Regions from separate parts of the Homo sapiens genome. Here region 1 is linked to region 2. A link is an interaction called in ENCODE POLR2A ChIA-PET data of the cell type or tissue named here. Cell type or tissue: Panc1. All regions are shown on one strand. Links, peaks and the distances in the headings refer to the core of each region. The heading gives the core; the rest is flanking DNA. Region 1 overlaps VPS13D (vacuolar protein sorting 13 homolog D). Region 2 holds the start of MIR6730 (microRNA 6730).

Evidence for each region. ChIA-PET counts read pairs that join two places held together with the same protein. Peaks named below come from ENCODE experiments on the same cell type or tissue, not always from the same donor. Only the 100,000 strongest peaks of a DNase experiment are listed, where the experiment ranks them.
Region 1: POLR2A ChIA-PET joins it to region 2 with 12 read pairs; 5 of 35 experiments call an interaction of 5 or more read pairs at or near these places.

What each region holds. Positions count from the first base shown.
Region 1 is chr1:12,487,896-12,490,809 of GRCh38, forward strand. The region is part of intron 67 of VPS13D (vacuolar protein sorting 13 homolog D); the gene reads left to right. Among named protein-coding and RNA genes, the nearest start is that of SNORA59A, 18 kb to the right of the region's middle. In Panc1, for the core only: no CTCF peak of the experiment used is centred there; no DNase peak of the experiment used is centred there; H3K27ac peaks cover 2,258 bases.
Region 2 is chr1:12,577,198-12,580,111 of GRCh38, forward strand. DHRS3 (dehydrogenase/reductase 3) reads right to left here. Exons shown (of 6, transcript NM_004753.7): 3 at 2,096-2,215; 4 at 1,521-1,759. It overlaps MIR6730 (microRNA 6730), which reads right to left and starts at 1,826; the gene lies at 1,760-1,826. In Panc1, for the core only: no CTCF peak of the experiment used is centred there; no DNase peak of the experiment used is centred there; H3K27ac peaks cover 88 bases.

The DNA of each region.
Region 1 (2,914 bases), core at 126-2,625, 90 kb before region 2:
GGCACTTTTCTAAAACTTCATTAATTTCAATTATGAGAATTTGATATCTGGTGTAATTCATTGAGCTGCTAGTTTGATTTGCTCTAGCTCGTTTTAAAAAGCTCTGTCAGGCAACAGGATATGGATGGGAGTGGGTCAGGTGAGTGAAAACGTTTTAAGCACTCCTTTCTTCAGAAAACACCTCTGTACCCACATGGGGTGTGCTCCTCAGGAGTCATTCAGACAGGTCCAGGAGAACTTGTCCCCCAGGGTGCTCCGTCCAGATACAATTTTAAATACTGCACTTTCGCATTTTGGTATTTTCAATGGACTTGACACCCAATAATTCTGAATAAAGGTAGGAAAGAGGGAGATGATTAACTTTTACAAGTACCTACTATGTGCCAGGCACTATGCTACACATTCTTCATATTTTATCTCAACATTATCAACCAAGTAGGTATTAAGTTCTCACCTATTGATGAGGAATCTGAGGCTAAGAACAATCTAGTAACTTCTTCAGTGTCACCCAGCTAATAAGTGACTGGGATTTCAGCCTGTGTTTGTCTTTTTCCAGTCTATGTTTGTTCCTTTATACTACTTTGTTCTTAAATTTCATCTCTTCTCTTAAAAGAGGTCAACTTTGGGAGAAGGTAGATAATATATAAACATTGAAAGAAAAAGATTATATAATCATTTGCCAGAAATAAATCTGAAAATATTGGGCTGGACACGGTGGCCCACACCTGCAATCCCAGCACTTTCAGAGGCTAAGGCAGGAAAATCATTTGAACCAAAAAAAAAAAAAAAAAAAAAAAGTAGTGAAAATGTATGGTTTATTAATGTAATCAGCTTGTTATTATTAGCATGCGTACTTAATAGCCACAAAATAAAGCTTACCAGAGATGGTGTATTTCGGTCCTTGTGAAATATCTTGGGATTGGCATTAGAGGTGACAGGTTAGCAAGGAATTTGATAATGGCTTGAGAGATTCCAATAAGCACTACACTCTCTGACTCAGAATGTTCTACTTAGAACACAAAGAAAGCTTACAATTGTAAAGCGCCTTGTTCTTCCATGATGTTGAAAGTTGCAAACCACTTTATAGGTTGTCTACTATTTTGTAAAAGCAAAGCAAACCCAGAATGCATGCAAAAATTATGGCCTTTAAAGAAATCCAAGCCTTTTAGGCTCCATTCTTACTATAACATGATCTATTTTCTTGGAATTCTTTATAAAGTAACTCTGCCCCTCCCCACCCAGCCATTAACAGGTAGTCTCGCCCCTGAGGCAGTTGACTAAGAAAAAAAATCTGGAGTATTTTTGTCTTAGAGTTTAAATCCCAATAGGTGTATCTGTTGGCATTAGTCCTACCAGCTGTCACAGTTGCAGTGTCATGGGGTCCCCAAAACATGTGTTAAATTATGGGAAGCCTTGACCCCTATAAACAAGTCAGGTGTGAATCCCACTGATGGGAGAAAACCCAGCCCAGGAAATGTCATCCCTGCTGCTGGATGTCAAATTGCTAAAAACTTAACAATATCAATATAATTTCTAATGATTTCTTGAATCAACATCTTTCTTACATTTTCAATGGCAATAGTACAACATGGGATTTTATGTGTGTTATGCATGTATGACTTGAGAACTCTAGGGAGAGGTAAGTAGAATGTTAACAAGAAAGCAAAGGGGAAAGGAAAATACTTCAGTTTGAAGCAGTGAGCCTCCCCAGTAGGAAAACTAAGTACAAGAGGTTGGATGTTACACCCTAGCCCATCTTAGATCCCAGACACCTCAACTAGGGTTCCTCGTGTGCACCCATGGCACTCTAAATAATACACTAATAAAAAGAATAGGTAGCATTTTATCGAGTGCCTATTATGTGCTAGACTCTGTTCTAAGCACTGTACATGTATTGACTTATCTACTCCTCACAACAACCCATCATTACCCCCACTTTATAGATGAGAAAACCATCGCTCCAAGAAGTCACATAATTTGCCTGTGGTTACAGTTCGTAAGTGGTGGAGCTGGGATTCAAACCCACTGGGCAGGCTGGCTCCAGAGCCGATCCTCTCAGCCATTATATTATGCTGCCTACTCTAGTGCTCCCTGTCTCTCCTACTGCTTCCCTGCTGTGTTCTTGTTGCCATTTCTGTTCATCTCCTCCACTGAATTGCTGTAAGCTCCCTGGATACTTAATTCATCCCAGTCTTCTTCAGGACCTAGTGCTGGCCTCTGCATATGATAGTTTGGGAAAGGTTGGTTGAATAGGGGACTGGAGGAGGCAGGCACAAACCATTTGCAGGGCTCTAAGTAGGCTCGTTTTTCTGGCTACCCTAGTTTGGATCCTTAGTCAGTAATTCCATTTAAGAACCAATCTCTACTAGCATAGGGTTTCTTTCTGCCCAACCTATTTTCCATGTGTCCAAAATCCAAATTGTCCCAACCTACGGATTGAATACTATCTTTGAGTGGGTTCTAGAAGGTGTATTTCTCTTTCTCTTGAAACCTTGGGGAAGAATTTCTCATGTAAACAGAGGCAAACTTTAGAAATTTTCATCCTCTAATAGAGTCTTCTCTGATTACAGTTTGCACTGAAAGGAGTAAAATCTGTTTATGGAGAAGAAATGCTTTTCCACTTCGTCTTTAGAAGTAGATGCATGTGGCCAAGAGGAGGGAGCTACACGTCAGAGGTAGTTGCAGCCTATGGCATGATGGGAGCTACAGGTCCGAGATAGATGCAGCCCACAGCATGGTGGGAGCTACAGATCTGAGATAGATGCAGCCCATGGCATGGTGGGAGCTACAGGTCTGAGATAGATGCAGCCCACGGCCTGGTGGGAGCTACAGGTCCAAGATAGATGAAGCCCACGGCATGGTGGGAGCTACAGGTCCGAGATAGATGCAGCCCACGGCATGGTGGGAGCTACAG
Region 2 (2,914 bases), core at 379-2,878:
ATTCCCGGTTTTCATTCATCGATGACGTCATGCCCCTACATAACTGCACATCATTAAAGCGCCATTTATTGGGCACTTAATATGTACCACACACGGTGTTCCCTGCCAGATTCCACTTTGTCCTCACTGCAGAACCTATGATGGAGACATTCGCGCACCCCATCTTGCAGATCAGCCACAGCAGTAATTAACGGGACCCAATGTCACAGAGTACATCACAGCTATGAGGGAGTCACCACCCCAGGTGGCATGAGCTCTAGACCAGTGGTCCCCGTTCCCCTTGACTTAACTGGTTTGGAGGAGGAGTGGTGGGACCTCCCTATTACTCATTTTAAATTGAGCTACGGCCAGGCGTGGTGGCTCACACCTGTCATCCCTGCACTTTGGGAGGCTGAGGTGGGTGGATCACCTGAGGTTGGGAGTTTGAGATCAGCCTGGCCGACATAGTGAAACCCCGTCTGTATTAAAAATACAAAAATTAGCTGGGTGCAAGCGCACGCCTGTAATCCCAGCTACTCGGGAGGCTGAGGCAGGAGAATCACTTGAACCCAGGAGGTGGAGGTTGCAGTGAGCCGAGATCGCGCCACTGCACTCCAGCCTGGGCAACGGAGCGAAACTCCATCTCAATAAATAACTAAATAAACAAACAAATAAATTGAGCTATAATTTGCATATAACAAAAGGTATACATCTTAAGCAGACAGTTTGATTAACTTTCACGTATTTAATGACTGCTAAGTTCAAGAAGAGAGAACATTTCTGAAGGTCTTGCTAGTTCCCTCGCCTCCCTCCCAGGTTACACCCCCAGCCCTCCAGGGGAAGCCACGGGTCTGATTTCCATCACCCTAACCCAGTTTTGCCTGTTTTGGAACTTCATACAGGTGGAACCAGGCAGAATGCACCCTATGTCTCAAGCTCCCTTCGCCCTGCACGACGCTGTGGAGGTGCATCTCCCTCATTTGACCTTTAGACACATCCCGCTGCATGCCTGTAGCTCTGGTAGTTTCCTATAAGCTCCCTGAACCAAGCAGCAGGACCCTCCCCATCGTGGCATCACTGCCTTGCAGACCGAGAACCAGGTAAGACAGCGTCAAACAGAGGGTAGAGGCTCCTTGGTGACTTTTTGTTTTGAGACAGGGTCTCACTCTCTCTCCCAGGCTGGAGTGCAGTCGCACAATCACAGCTCACTTGCAGCCTCAACTTCCTGGGCTCAAGCAATTGATCCTCCCACCTCAGCCTCCCAGATAGCTGGGAATACAGGTGTGCATCACCATGCCCAGCTAATTTTTTATTTTTTTTAGACACAGGGTTTCTCCATGCTGCCCAGGCTGGTCTCAAACTGGATTGCTGGGCTCAAGCGATCCACCTGCCTTGGCTTCCCAAAATGCTAGGATTATAGGTATGAGGCACCGTGCCTAGCCCGATTTTTATATCAGAGCTCTTTCTGCAGTTGGCTGACTGAATGGCTTGGGGAGGCAGGTGAGAAGGCTGGTCTCAAGGTGGGTCCCCTGCTCACTGACCTGACTCTCATGCCCTGGAACATCTCGGTGCTGGTGTGGAAGGGCAGCACTGTGGTGGCGCTGACTCCCGGACAGTCCAGCAGCCCCAGGGTCAGGCTCTCCATGAAGGCGAAGGCTGACGCTTTGGATGTGCAGTAGTCGATGGCACCGGGGATGGCAGACAGTGCCAGCACGGAGTTGAGGCACACGATGTGGCCATTCTGCAGCTCCAGCATACGCGGCAGGAAGGCCTTGGTGGTCTGAGGGCAGATGGGGTGTCAGGGTGGAGCAGCTGCAGCTCTGACAACCCCTCCACCTTTCTTTCGGGGAGAACAGCCCACCCCGGACACACATGATGCTCTAGGGCCCGAGCCTTCCTGCGAGGGAGAGGGCCGAGGGCTCCCTGCCCCAGGACACCGAGCATATTTCACAAAGTCTGATGTGTCCTAGAGCTGGTCATTCGTCTTGTCTGGCCACCTTGTTCGTGGACATCCCTGCTGGCCTGAGCCCAAGCCCTGGCAAATCATCCCCTCCCCTCCATCCTGCCTGGGCTCCCTGCACGCCCGGGGCTGGCTCTGGCCCCGGATAGCCCTTACCCAGAACTGGCCCAGGGTGTTGATGTGTTGGGACTTGAGGAGGGCATCATCATCACTGTCCATTAGGCTCTTCCCATGGACCACGGCGGCATTGTTCACCAGGATGGTGATGTCACCCACCTGCAGGCGAGAGGGAGCCACGGGGCCATGAGGGCAGCCAGCCCAGGGCCAACGATATATGTTTTTTGTTTGTTTGTTTTTGAGATGGAGTCTCACTCTGTTGTCCAGGCTGGAGTGCAGTGGCACCATCTCGGCTCACTGCCACCTCCGCCTCCTGGGTTCAAGCGATTCTCATGCCTCAGCCTCCCAAGTAGCTGGGATTACAGGCTCCTGCCACCATGCCTGGCTAATTTTTATATTTTTAGTAGAGATGGGGTTTCACCATGTTGGCCAGGCTAATCTTGTTCTGACCTCAAGTGACCCGCCTGCCTCGGTCTCCCAAAATGCTGGGATTACAGGTGTGAGCCACCGCACCCGGTCCAATATACTTTTTAAAAGGGATATGGCTTACTCCTAAGTGAACGAGTAATTTCTGAGTCCATTTATGATCAATCAATTGATGTGTTATTTACAAGTTTTTCTTAGATATTCCTTCCCGCAGGCCACTTTCTGCCAGCCTAGTTCCAGTTATCCTGCATACATAGAGGCCCAGCAGCCACCTGGCCGTACCACCAGCAGCCACAGGGCCTGGGGAAGAGAACTGCGTCTCTGAGCGCCAGTCTTGATTTGTGAGATGGGGCTAATGCCGCACCAGGACTGTTCTGAGGAGGAGAAATAATTTATGGCACACACCGTACCTGGCACACAGCATATTTATAA